4 separate regions of the Homo sapiens genome follow, and all the other regions are linked to region 1. Evidence: chromatin contacts called from ENCODE Hi-C data. All regions are on one chromosome and are shown on one strand. The core of a region is the stretch at or near the end of the contact, and the rest is flanking DNA. Distances in the headings are between cores, read along the strand shown. Region 1 holds the start of YTHDC1 (YTH N6-methyladenosine RNA binding protein C1). Region 2 overlaps RUFY3 (RUN and FYVE domain containing 3). Region 3 holds the start of MOB1B (MOB kinase activator 1B). Region 4 has its middle 12 kb from the start of RUFY3.

Region 1 (2,915 bases), core at 416-2,915:
GGGTTTCACCATATTGGTCAGGCTGGTCTCAAACTCCTGACCACAGGTGATCCGCCCGCCTGGGCCTCCCGAAGTGCTGGGATTACAGGTATGAGCCACTGCATCTGGCCTGCAAATATTTTCATATGAATCATGAAATTATAAGAAATTCTTTAAAAAGCAAAACTTATTAAAACTAAAAATACAAATAGCAATTCCTCAGGATCATCAGATATTATTTAATGTGTGTGTGTGTGTGTGTTTGTGGCGTGTGCGTGTTCGTATATTCAAATTAGTGTTCAATTAAGGTCCTAGAAATGGGGCCACTCCTGGTGGCTTCACACCTGTAATCCCGCACTTTGGGAGGCCGAGGTGGGAGGATTGCTGGAGCCCAGGATTTAGACACTAGCCTGGGCAAGATGGCTAGGTGTTAGCCATCTTGCGGAGATGGTATATCTCCACAAAAAATGCAAAAAATGTGTCGGATGTGGTGGAGCATGCCTGTAGTTCCAGCTACCTGGGAGGTTAAGGTGGGAGGATCACTTGAGCCCAAGGTTGCAGTGAGCCATGATCACACCACTGCACTCCAGCCTGTGTCACAGTGAGACCACGTCTCAAAAAAAAAGAGGTACCACATTCTAGACTTCTAGACTACTTGTCTTTCCCTGAATATGCAGTTAGTTTGCCAGTTTGTCTTCATATCACGAAGTTACTTAGTTACCTTTTTCAGATTTTTCTTTCCCTTATAACTCAGTTATAGTTCAAGGAAGCAAAATTAGATTGTTTCCGTTGGACAATGAATCTTAAGCAAGTTTCTCTTGCAGATTTTACCACACTATGTAGTTATGTATCTACTGGTCATTTATTCTGTAGTTTCGATTCCTCGATGGTCTGCTTAAATCAATTTTGTGCCCCAGGGCCTTGATAACATGTTTAAATTAGTTATTAATTACAAAGACCTATTATGATACAATTCTTTCCCCAATTAAAAACAAAACTAGGCCGGGCGTGGTAGCTCACGCCTGTAATCCCAGCACTTCATCCTGGCCAACATGGTGAAATCCCGTCTCTACTAAAAATAAAAAAATTAACTGGGCGTGGTGGCGGGCGCCTGTAGTCCCAGCTACTCAGGAGGCAGAGCCAGGAGAATCGCTTGAACCTGGGAGGCGGAGGTTGCGGTGAGCCGAGATCGCGCTGCTGCACTCCAACCTAGCGACAGAGCGAGACTCCGTCTCAAAACAAACAAAAACTAGCAGGCTTTTGTGACTACAAACAAGCTGGTTGCATGCTGCACTGCCTTTGGGTAAGAGTGGAACTCCAACTAAGAAAGTACATCTGGTAAACATAAGGGATTCACCCAGACTTGTCCTAAATAAGACTCCGATTACCCGAACTGAATCAGGAGTCCTTTAGAGCGACTCTAGCTAAGAAGGCCTGTTAGGCCCTGCACTAAGAGTTTCAGGTGGGAAAATTGCGCCATCCAGTTATAGGCCGTACAGCGGGAACTCCATGAACAACCTGGGTAACCTAATCCCTGAATAAGACTCCTTCCAGGTACCAGTGGGCTGAGGGCGGCAGGGCGACGCGCTGACGTCACGTCACGTTCCTTTGCACGTCCCCGCCTCCCCGCCCCTCTCCGCACTGTGACGTTCCCAGAGAGGAACGAAGCGTAAACAGCGCAGGGCATTTCGGGAGCGGGATTGTTTCGCGCAGGAAGCAGGCTCCATTTTAGCGCCGCCCGCCGTCGCCATCTGTTTCCCTTCCCTCCCCCATACCTAGCCCGAGTCTGAGCCCTAACGAGAAGGCTGGGCCTAGGCCGCTGGATGCTGGAGTGAAAGGAAGGGAGAAAGGGAAAAAGCGGGAAGAGTCGAGAAGGCTGAGTGTTAAGAGGCCAAGTGCGACGCGCGTATCCGGGCAGACGGACTGACGGACGGGCCCGTGCTTCTGCCGCGGCTGCGGCGCCCGCGCGAGTCGCGTCTAAGCGGCGGCGGCGGTGGCAGCGGCGGAAACCGAAGGGGAGCCATGGCGGCTGACAGTCGGGAGGAGAAAGGTTAGTGCGGAGAAAGATGACGGGCCGAGGCGAGGCTGGGGCCCGGGAGTGGGGTGATGGAGCAGTGGTCGTCGTTGGGGGTGGGGGGTGGGGGTTGGGGAGGTTAGCTGGCCTCGCGAGGAGCCGGTGGCCCCCACCGAGACACTTAGACTCTGGCGGAGACCAGGCCTGCCCTTTCGTCCTCAGTCTCCATATGGCCTAGCACTTCATCTCAGTAGGGTTTTTCTTTGATGCGGATTTCACGCTTGACTTTCCGTTTAGCTGTCTTGGGCTGAGAGGGGCCCTTTCTGAGTTGCAAGCTCCTAGGTTTATTTCCTGGTAGGATCATGCGGATGTAACGCGTATTTTCAGGACAACCATTTCTGTTAGGCTAAAATTTGAAAACCCCTAATGCCGCGATCAACACTGGTGGTGTGGTAAGTGAGCAAGTTTAGGAAGTGGCACTGGCAGGTTATTAATCTTGAGAAATATCTGCAAATAACTTCTGGCTGTTCCTGTTAAATAGGCAAAGTGAATTACCCGTTTTGTTCCTCGAATACTTATTTTGGAAAAACATAGTACTTGGAAAAAGGAATACTTAGTTTGGAAAGATGACTGTGTGACTTAGGCTGGCAAAGAAATCCTGGGTGCTATTATGTTAGAAAAACCGTGTGTAGCTCCCAGAGGGTACAGTCAGAAACAAATGAATGCAAGTTACAGAGAGTTGGAGGGATAAATTTCAGTGAAATGTAGAGAGAACTGACGTTGCTGTAATGGAAAGATAGTAATACTAAGTTCCCAAGCCCTAGAGATATTAATGTAGGTCCTAGATCAGTGTCTCTCTGGAGAGTGGTCTAGATTAAATGCTGCTTTAAGATCTTTTTCAACCCTAAGATTAACATAATAG
Region 2 (2,861 bases), core at 244-2,743, 2.4 Mb before region 1:
TTTGGCGATTAGATGGACGATGGTGCAGATCACATTGGTGGGGAATACAGCAAGAGCACTGGACTAAAGAAATCATGTGGAAGTGACTATAGTTAAAATAATACATTATGTTGACTGGTTCTCAAATCAATGTTCTTTTTTTCCTTTTTTTTTTTTTCGAGACAGAATCTCGCTCTGTCACCCGGGATGGAGTGCAGAGGCGTGATCTCAGCTCACTGCAAGTTCCGCCTCCCAGGTTCACGCCATTCTCCTGCCTCAGCCTCCTGAGTAGCTGGGACTACAGGCACCTGCTGCCACGCCCGGCTAACTTTTTGTATTTTTAGTAGATACGGAGTTTCACTGTGTTAGCCAGGATGGTCTTGATCTCCTGACCTCGTGATCCGCCCGCCTCAGTGTCCCAAAGTGCTGGGATTACAGGCATGAGCCACCGTACCCGACCTCAATGTTCTTTCAAAAAGCATGTGATTCTTCACTGTATCTCTTCAAGACTGCTAATTTCCATATAAGGGTATTTTAATAAACTTTACAGAGTCATGTAGCTCATTTAGTTAATAGTGATGATAAAAGTGATCTGAAGTCATATAGCTAACAGTGACAGTGAGTCATATTGTTCTGAAAACAAATCATGTCACCAAGGTGCCATTTTATCTTCTTATAATGCAATGACTAATGTTCATACAGCAAAATCTTGAAATGTTTTCTAAATAATTGAAGGAAAAGAAAGATATATTTAATATTAGTATTAAGTATGTTATATGCAATTCTTGGCAGAGAATAATTGATATTAATATGTAGCACAATCATAGTTATTCTTCAGAATTTTCTTATTATCTAACAGATTAAAGCTTTTATCTTATATAAGAAACAAAATGGTTATCACACAGAAGACTTTTCAAAGATGTGTAAAAGCTTTTGGCTGGGCGCAGTGGCTCACGCTGGTGGCTCACGCGGTGGCTCAGGGAGGATCATCTGAGGTCAAAAGTTTGAGACCAGCCTAGCCAACACAGTGAAACCTCGTCTTTACTAAAAATACAAAAATTAGCTGGGCATGGTGGCAGGCGCCTGTAATCCCAGCTACTAGGGAGACTGAGGCAGGAGAATCGCTTCAACCCGGGAAGCGGAGGTTGCAGTGAGCCAAGATCACACCACTGCATTCCAGCCTGGGAGATAGAGTGATACCCCCGTCTCAAGAAAAAAAGAAAAAAAAAAAAGCTTTAATATGAGATTAAAAACAACAAACTAACAGAAACATATAGAAAGAAAAGCTTACTCTATGTTGGGAATGACTGAAGAACAATAATTTTAAATAAATCTATTTTGAACTTTTGCAATAATTGTTCTTAGAGTATAAAACTGGACAGAAAATGAGTCCTTGATTGTGAAAGAAAGAAGTGAAAGTACTAAAAAGACCTTAGCGTATAAAACTGGACAGAAAATGAGTCCTTAATTGTGAAAGAAAGAAGTGAAAGTACTGAAAAAGACCTTGTAATAAAACACCATTTAGTTAGCCTGATGACACTTATTTGTATGAGACAATCATGAACTTTTATTCTATCCTCATTTACAAAAAAAAAAAAAAATTATAATAGAGTCTTAGGACCCTTAGAATATCTATATATCTATATCCATAACTATATCTATCTATTCTTAATGGCGTCTCAGGTATCATATTTCTACTCAATAATAAGAAAATTTACTTAAGTAACATTTTCTCTGGATTGAAATCTGTTAAAGGGGTTAGTCAAAAAAATTAACCAGCCAGGCTTGGTGGCTCACACCTGTAATCCCAGCACTTTGGGAGGCCGAGGCAGGTGGATTACCTGAGGTCAGGAGTTCGAGACCAGCCTGGCCAACATGGGGAAGCCCCATCTCTACTAAAAGTACAAAAGTTAGCTGGGTGTGGTGCCAGGCACCTGTAATCCCAGCTACTCAGGAGGCTGAGGCAGGAGAATCACTTGAACCCGGCAGGCAGAAACTGCAGTGAGCCAAGATTGTGCCATTGCACTCCATCCAGCCTGGGCGACAACAGCAAAACTCCATCTCGAAAAAAAAAAAAAAATTAACCATAAATTTACTTGTCCTCATTGCTACCTTTTCTTGGTAACAGTATAATCAATGATGAACTTCACTGAGTTAGGACTTGTCATCAGAAAGGATTAATATACTCATCCATGGAGCCAATTAACCTATTATATGACTTCAGGCAAGAAATCTCACCCCTTTGAAGCTTCAATTTCCTCATCAGTAAAATGAGAGGGTTGGGCTTGTTCAGTTTTTTCCCTTGGAAACCATGCACATTCATAATAGTCATAATGACATATAGCAGCACTGATTCTCAAAGGGAGAGACATATTAATATACCTGGAACCAGAGAAATGACATGTTCTGTTTGGAAAATCCCACAAATGATTGATACCAAATGAACTAGATCCTTTCTACTCTCTGGTCTCAGAACATCAACACTGGCATAACCAGGAAAGCTTTTAGACAAGGGAAGCTGTAGACTTCAACACTACCACTGAATCAGGTTTTGCACTTTAACTAGATCCCCAAGCAATCTGTATGTGCATTAAAGTTTGAGAAGCACTGGCCTAGATCACTCTCCTAGCTAGCATATTATAATTCCATGATTTCACAGTTGGCTTCATCAAGGGCAACCAACATACATGTATATAAGTAGAAAGCCCTAGGAGGAAGGAAATAATAAAGATTAGATCAGAAATAAATTAAAAAGCAAAAACAACTACTGAGAAAAATCAATAAAATCCAAAGTTGGCTCTTTGACAAGATTAACAATACTGACATTTAGCTAGACTGATCAGTAGAAAAGGGAGAAGATTCAAATTACTAAAATCGGGAAT
Region 3 (3,058 bases), core at 365-2,864, 2.6 Mb before region 1:
AAAAAAAAGAACTAAAATAAGAAACAAGGACTTTTTTATAAAATCACCCAGTCCTGTCATCTAGCCCTATGCCAATCCGACAAACTCAGAATCAACTTCTAGGAGGAGCCTAAGAAATCCCTTTCCGTTTAAAGGTTTTAGGCAAGTTGACACAAGCCAGGTCCCCTATGCATATTGGAAATATCAAGTCTGCCCCTAGGTCAGCCTTGTTCAGTTTTGCTTAAACACCCTAAAAAAAAAAATTCTAGATGTGAGCATGTGAAAATAAGAGTGAATTAAATTCTCAGTATTCAGACGTCAATGTAATGACTAAAAATTATTAGGCAAGGAAAGAAGAGAAATCTTAAGAAAATATCCTTTAAATGCTAATTTCTCCACAACAGTAAAACAGTATATGGGTGAGTTTCAACTTCTAAGTTTTTTATTAGTTTTCTAAACACAGACTAAACATGGAATGAGTGCATCACAACGAAGCCTTCAAAGGAGTTATTCCTCAGGCTGTAACCCCTGTTTTCAGAGGACCTGAGGCTTATCTACTGCCTCCATATCCACATCTGGCCATCCCATCCTTCTGCCCTTCCCCCTCCACGTTCCCCTCCACTCGTCTGGAACAAACGATAAGTAAGTGAAATAATGACCAGCACTAAACATGACGCCAAAGTTGGCATTTACAAATGATTTTCAAAACAACTCCCCAGTGGACCTAATCAACCTAGGCAGGGCACACTATCCAAAACCTATTTGCTGGTTGTCTAAAAAGATAAAACTCATCCTCTTCAGGGAAGTCCTCTGGGAGGAAGGGCGCCTCTAGGAAGCAAGGGGGCGGCTCCAGACCCCTTTCTCAGGGACCCCCGTCTGTGTCCAAGGGATCCCGACCCGCAAGTAGCCTTGTTTCAGTGTTACATCTACAGAACTTGTCATCCCAACTTCCCAGCCCTAAGACGAGAGAGGAAGTTAAAAGGGTCCTGGGATGACAGGGGAAAGTACGACAGTCTTATCTTCTGTGCTTGGGACCCAGAAAAGAGCAATGGGCAGCCGCGACGGAGCCATTCAACCGAGCACCGCTTGGATACGGATTGTGCAGGCGAGTGGGAGATACCCACGAGAAGCGCACAAACAAGCCCGGGAATGCGAGCGAAGGCAGAGACGGGGGTGATGAAGGAATCCAGGCGCTGGCCCCGGGGTGTGCCGGGGGGGAAGAACCTCCTCAGGGCTGCAGGAGCCCACGAGTACTCGAAGCCCTATGGGGAGGCGGCGGTTAGGTAGTCCGAGCGCTCCGCGCAGTCCCGGGGCCCCGCTTGGTGGTGACGCCGGGCCCCGGGAGCGCTGGGCCAGGAGGGTCGGGACGAGGGCGGGCGACGGGCGGCGGGCGGCGGGCGGGGGCCCAGGTCCACCCGAACAAAGCCGGCGCGTGCGGGGCCTGGCTACTCACAACAAGAAGCTCATGTTGGCCGCGGGGCAGGCTGCAGGCTCGGCGGTCGCGAGGCCTCGGAGCGGCGTGGGCCAGGAAAGAAGAGGAAAGGCGAATGGAACAGGAGACAGGGAGGCGGAGGAGGAGGTGCCGAGAGCCGGCTGCTCGGTGGCCGCAACTAGTTCGGCTCAGCTAGTTCCAATGGCAGGGGGAGGGGGCGGAAGTGGGTAGCGCTCGTCTTGAATCACTCCAGGGGAGGGGAAGGAAAGGGAGGCGGGGCAGGCTCTCCGCGAGCCCCTCCCCAGCTCCCCGCCGCCCCCACCTCACGAGCTCTCGCGATAGCGGTGCAAGCCCACCCCGGCCCTCCGGCTGCGGCATGGGGACTCTCACCTTCTGGTCTCCTCTGCTGCTAGGGACGACGCCCAGCGTGTGCGCCGCGGCTGCCCGGCCCCCCTGTCCACCCGGTTAGGAGTCATGGCAGAGCTCTCGGAGCCGCTCAGCTGGGCTCCAGAGGTCAGGGAGGAAGTGGGCTTCAGCTCGGGGATGTCAAGGTCCCGCAGTGAGGGATGGAATTACCACCGGAGTTAGGCCCACCGTGAGTGTCCGGCCAAGGGCGGTGAAAGGTAATGGCATCTCTCAGTTCACCACGGAACCCAGCATGATAGGGTGGTCATCGGTGTAACCACTTAGGGGGCCAAAGCTTGTAAGCATTCTAATGCACAGAACATCCTAGAAGCTAGAAGCTATTCAGACCCACTTACAAAGGGACTTTTATTCTCACAGGGTTATGGGGCCCAGGGCAAGCCTTTATATTCTGTTTAAGAATCCTTCACATACCTTGAATATGTCACCACAGCATTACCAATTTAGGAGGGAAATACGGGTATCGAAGAGATGTCCGTCTTCTTTACTCACAACACCCATCAAATCTACAAGTTTTCAAAGAGAATCTGAGCAAAACAAATCATGTGCAGATATTAGCTCACCTTTGGCTTATCCCAAAGGGCAGAATACACTTTGAAGTAGGTGCAGATATGAAATGTATTATACTGCATATATGCACTATTATTTGGCACGTTGGTAAAGTGGTAAAAAAAAAAAAAAAAAAAAAAAAAAAAAAAAAAAAAAACGTTTTAGGCCGGGCGCAGTGGCTCATGCCTGTAATCCCAGCACTCTGGGAGGCCGAGGTGGGTGGATCACCTGAGGTCAGGAGTTCAAGACCAGCCAAAGTTCAAGACCATGGCCAAACCCCGTCTCTACTAAAAATACAAAAATTAGCCGGGCATGGTGGCACACACTTGTAATCCCAGCTACTCGGGAGGCTGAGGCAGGAGAATTGCTCCAACCCAGGAAGCAGAGGTTGCAGTGAGCCAAGATCATGCCACTACACTCCAGCCTGGGTGACAGAGTTAGACTCCGTCTCAAAAAAAAAATTTTTTAATAGAAGAAAATACTAGAATCTTGCACTATCTCAGGAACAGCAGAGGTTACTGGAATGAGAAAACTTACAGACTCAAAAGATTACCAGATCAGGATAAATAGCTAATGCATGCAGAGCTTAATACCTAGGTGATAAGTTGATAGGTTCAGCACACCACCATGGCACACACGTTTACCTATGTAACAAACCTGCACGTCCTGCACATG
Region 4 (2,908 bases), core at 265-2,764, 2.4 Mb before region 1:
AGGCAGGAGGATCACCTGAGCCCAGGAGTCCAAGACCAGCCTGGGCAACACAGTGAGACCTCATCTCTTTTTTAAAAAAATTGTTTATTTTCACTTTGGCTCTTCTTTGACATACTTCTTTTTTTTTTTTTTTTTTTTTTTTTTTCCAGACGGAGTCTTGCTCTGTGGCCCAGGCTGGAGTGTAGTGGCGGATCTTGGCTCACTGTAACCTCTGCCTCCTGGGTTCAAGCGGTTCTCCTGCCTCAGCTTCCCCAGTAGCTGGGATTACAGGCGTGCACTACCATACCTGGCTAATTTTTTTGTATTTTTAGTAGAGACGGGGTTTCACCATGTTGGCCAGGCTGGTCTTGAACTCCTGACCTCAAGTGATCCGCCTGCCTTGGCCTCCCAAAGTGCTGGGATTACAGGCATGAGCCACCATGCCTGGCCCATTGACATATCTCTTTATATAAATTAAAAATTTTAATAAATAAAACAAAAAACATGTGTTCAATTCCTGACCAGGTATACTGTTTTCTTTTTCTTTTTTTTTGTTTTTTGAGATGGAGTTTCACTCTTGTTGCCCAGGCTGGAGTACAATGGCGCAATCTCGGCTCACCACAACCTCTACCTCCCGGGTTCAAGTGATTCTCCTGCCTCAAACTCCTGAGTAGCTGGGATCACAGGTGTGCGTCACCATGCCCAGCTAATTTTGTATTTTTAGTAGAGACAGGGTTTCTCCATGTTGGTCAGGTTGGTCTCGAACTCCCGACCTCAGGTGATCCGCCTGCCTTGGCCTCCCAAAGTGATGGGATTACAGGCGTGAGCCACCGCACCCGACCTTTACTGTTTTCTAGAGTACTACTAAACAATTAAAAAAGAAGAGAGACAATAACAGAAATGTCCACAGAGGAAAAACTAAAATATATATATTTTACACAAACACATATACAATCTACACATACATACATGCATGCATGCAATATATATGATATATACATATCTGTATACTTGTGTGTGTATATATGTTAATGAAACTGCAAGCATAAATTTTCTCCCCTTAAACACTAATTCCTGGGTTTACATGTATATTTCGAACCTCCTTCCCCATACAATGGATTTTTCAAGTGCATCTGTCAGAGACAAAGGCTTCTAGGTACCTCATTCTCTGCACTATCCGGGGCTTAATCATGGCACTCGCTGTTAAGTATACTCAACTTTGTAGTGGGTAGTCATAGTAACGCTGCCAGTCCTTTTCAAGATTCTTTTTCTTCTATTCCTCTTCTAGCCTTCCTCCTATCTCAAAACAGCACTTAAAAATACAGAAAGCTGCTACTTGGTGAGTGGGACACTTTTTTGGACACTGCCTTAACTGGGAGAGAAAAGACAAGGGCAAGGATGTGGGCTATTTGCATAGCATTGCCTTGAACAATGTTTGCCGTAGTTGTGGGAGTTGGAAGGAGAAAAGAATAACTAAATAGAAGCTGTTAACTGTGCAAACAGCAGGGTGACTCTTCCAACCAACACTAAAGGGAAGCCATCTTTTGTCTATCCTGTCCATTCACAAGACGATCTCTAACGGCAGGATGGAAAAGGAAAGCATTAAAAGTATTACACCATGGCCTGCAAGCAGATCCTCCTTACAAATTGTAGTTGCTGAGAAACTGGCATGGAAGGTCATACATACACCAAGAGGATAAAGCCACCACGAAATATAAAAACATACATGTCTGTAAATGCATGAAAAAGTTCAGGATGAAAACTCCCCAAACTCAAAAGTGGGCATCCTCCAATAAGGAACCGGGGAGAGGGTGCTGGAGGTCCACAAAGAGGAAAGTTCACTTTGTAACTGTACTTATGTATTATGAAACATTTAAACAATGAGCATAGATTCATGTATTACTTGTACATTTATAAAATCAAATTTTAAAAGGCATGGCAGAGAGTTTTATGAGATTTAAAGTTAGAAGTATAAAAACCTAGCAGATTACCAGCACTCAAAGACTCAGAAAGAGACATAATCCTCAACAAGGCACATCAGAAGTCTCCTTTCACACTGCATTGAAGCAGATTGATTTCATGGATATTATATCCTGCAAGATTTTGGAACAAAACAATTCATGTGACAAACCCTGAAAAGTTTAGGCTACCTTCTATTTACAAACTTTTTTTTGAAACAGCATCTCGCTCTATTACCATGACTGGAATACAGTGGTGTGATCACGACTCACTGCATCCTCAACTTCCCAGACTCATGCCATCCTCCCACCTCAGACTCCTGAGTAGTTGGCACCAGAGGCATGTGCCACCATACCCAGCTAACTTATTTTTAATTTAAAAAATTTTTTTTTTGTAGAGACAGAGTCTGCTTATGTACAGGCTGGTCTCCAATTCCTGGGCTCAAGTGATACTCCTGCCTAGGCCTCCCAAAGTGCTGGGATTGCAGGCTTGAGCCACCGTTCCAGTCTCACACATTTTTGCTATTCTTCAGCACTGTTATTTAAAAACAGAGCTTCTGAACTCAAATGTAAAATTTAATTTTTAAAACCTCTAAGTACACTCAAGATTTCTAAAATAAAAAGATAATACCACCTTAATACACAGTCTTTCAAAGCTATAATATTTTATATACTTTTAGCAAATACATTACTGAGAGTTAAAAATTGGGTTGCTAAAGAGGCAGATGCCAGTCATCGTAATATTCACTAGGCATTGAGGTTGAGTCCATGTACCATTCTCGTAATTAAGAAGTCTTTTAAAAACTGTTTGGGGCCAGGTGTGGTGGCTTACACCTGTAATCCCATCACTTGTGAGGCCGAGGAGGGTGGATCACTTGAGTCTAGTTCGAGAGCAGCCTGGCCAACATGGTCTCTACTAAAATACAAAAAAAAAAATAGCTGGGGTGGTGGTGCGCACCTGTAATCCCAAC

Evidence for each region. A loop is a pair of places that touch in the nucleus more often than their neighbours do. Pooled maps may share reads with other maps.
Region 2: a loop to region 1 is called in a pooled map, with 6 times the contacts of the local background. The contact joins the enhancer-like site here to the promoter of YTHDC1 in region 1. A Hi-C loop is called at or near these places in 2 of 50 pooled maps.
Region 3: a loop to region 1 is called in a pooled map, with 8 times the contacts of the local background. The contact joins the promoter of MOB1B here to the promoter of YTHDC1 in region 1. A Hi-C loop is called at or near these places in 5 of 50 pooled maps.
Region 4: a loop to region 1 is called in a pooled map, with 2.6 times the contacts of the local background. The contact joins the enhancer-like site here to the promoter of YTHDC1 in region 1. A Hi-C loop is called at or near these places in 7 of 50 pooled maps.

What each region holds. Positions count from the first base shown.
Region 1 is chr4:68,348,840-68,351,754 of GRCh38, reverse strand. YTHDC1 (YTH N6-methyladenosine RNA binding protein C1) reads left to right here and starts at 1,665. Exons shown (of 17, transcript NM_001031732.4): 1 at 1,665-2,029. The coding sequence starts at 2,002. RefSeq lists an enhancer at 1,717-2,296.
Region 2 is chr4:70,753,248-70,756,108 of GRCh38, reverse strand. All of the region lies in intron 1 of RUFY3 (RUN and FYVE domain containing 3), which reads right to left. Among named protein-coding and RNA genes, the nearest start is that of RUFY3, 33 kb to the right of the region's middle. Within about 2 kb of position 1,493, at least 3 of the 41 ENCODE cell types and tissues checked have a DNase peak (open chromatin) inside an H3K27ac peak, as active enhancers do.
Region 3 is chr4:70,900,925-70,903,982 of GRCh38, reverse strand. MOB1B (MOB kinase activator 1B) reads right to left here and starts at 1,614. Exons shown (of 6, transcript NM_173468.4): 1 at 1,433-1,614. The coding sequence starts at 1,446. It overlaps LOC124900711 (a long non-coding RNA gene), which reads left to right and starts at 1,752. Exons shown (of 2, transcript XR_007058132.1): 1 at 1,752-2,034. RefSeq lists silencers at 1,285-1,334, 1,645-1,794.
Region 4 is chr4:70,708,302-70,711,209 of GRCh38, reverse strand. It overlaps a transcript of RUFY3 not described here. Among named protein-coding and RNA genes, the nearest start is that of RUFY3, 12 kb to the left of the region's middle. Within about 2 kb of position 1,514, at least 2 of the 41 ENCODE cell types and tissues checked have a DNase peak (open chromatin) inside an H3K27ac peak, as active enhancers do.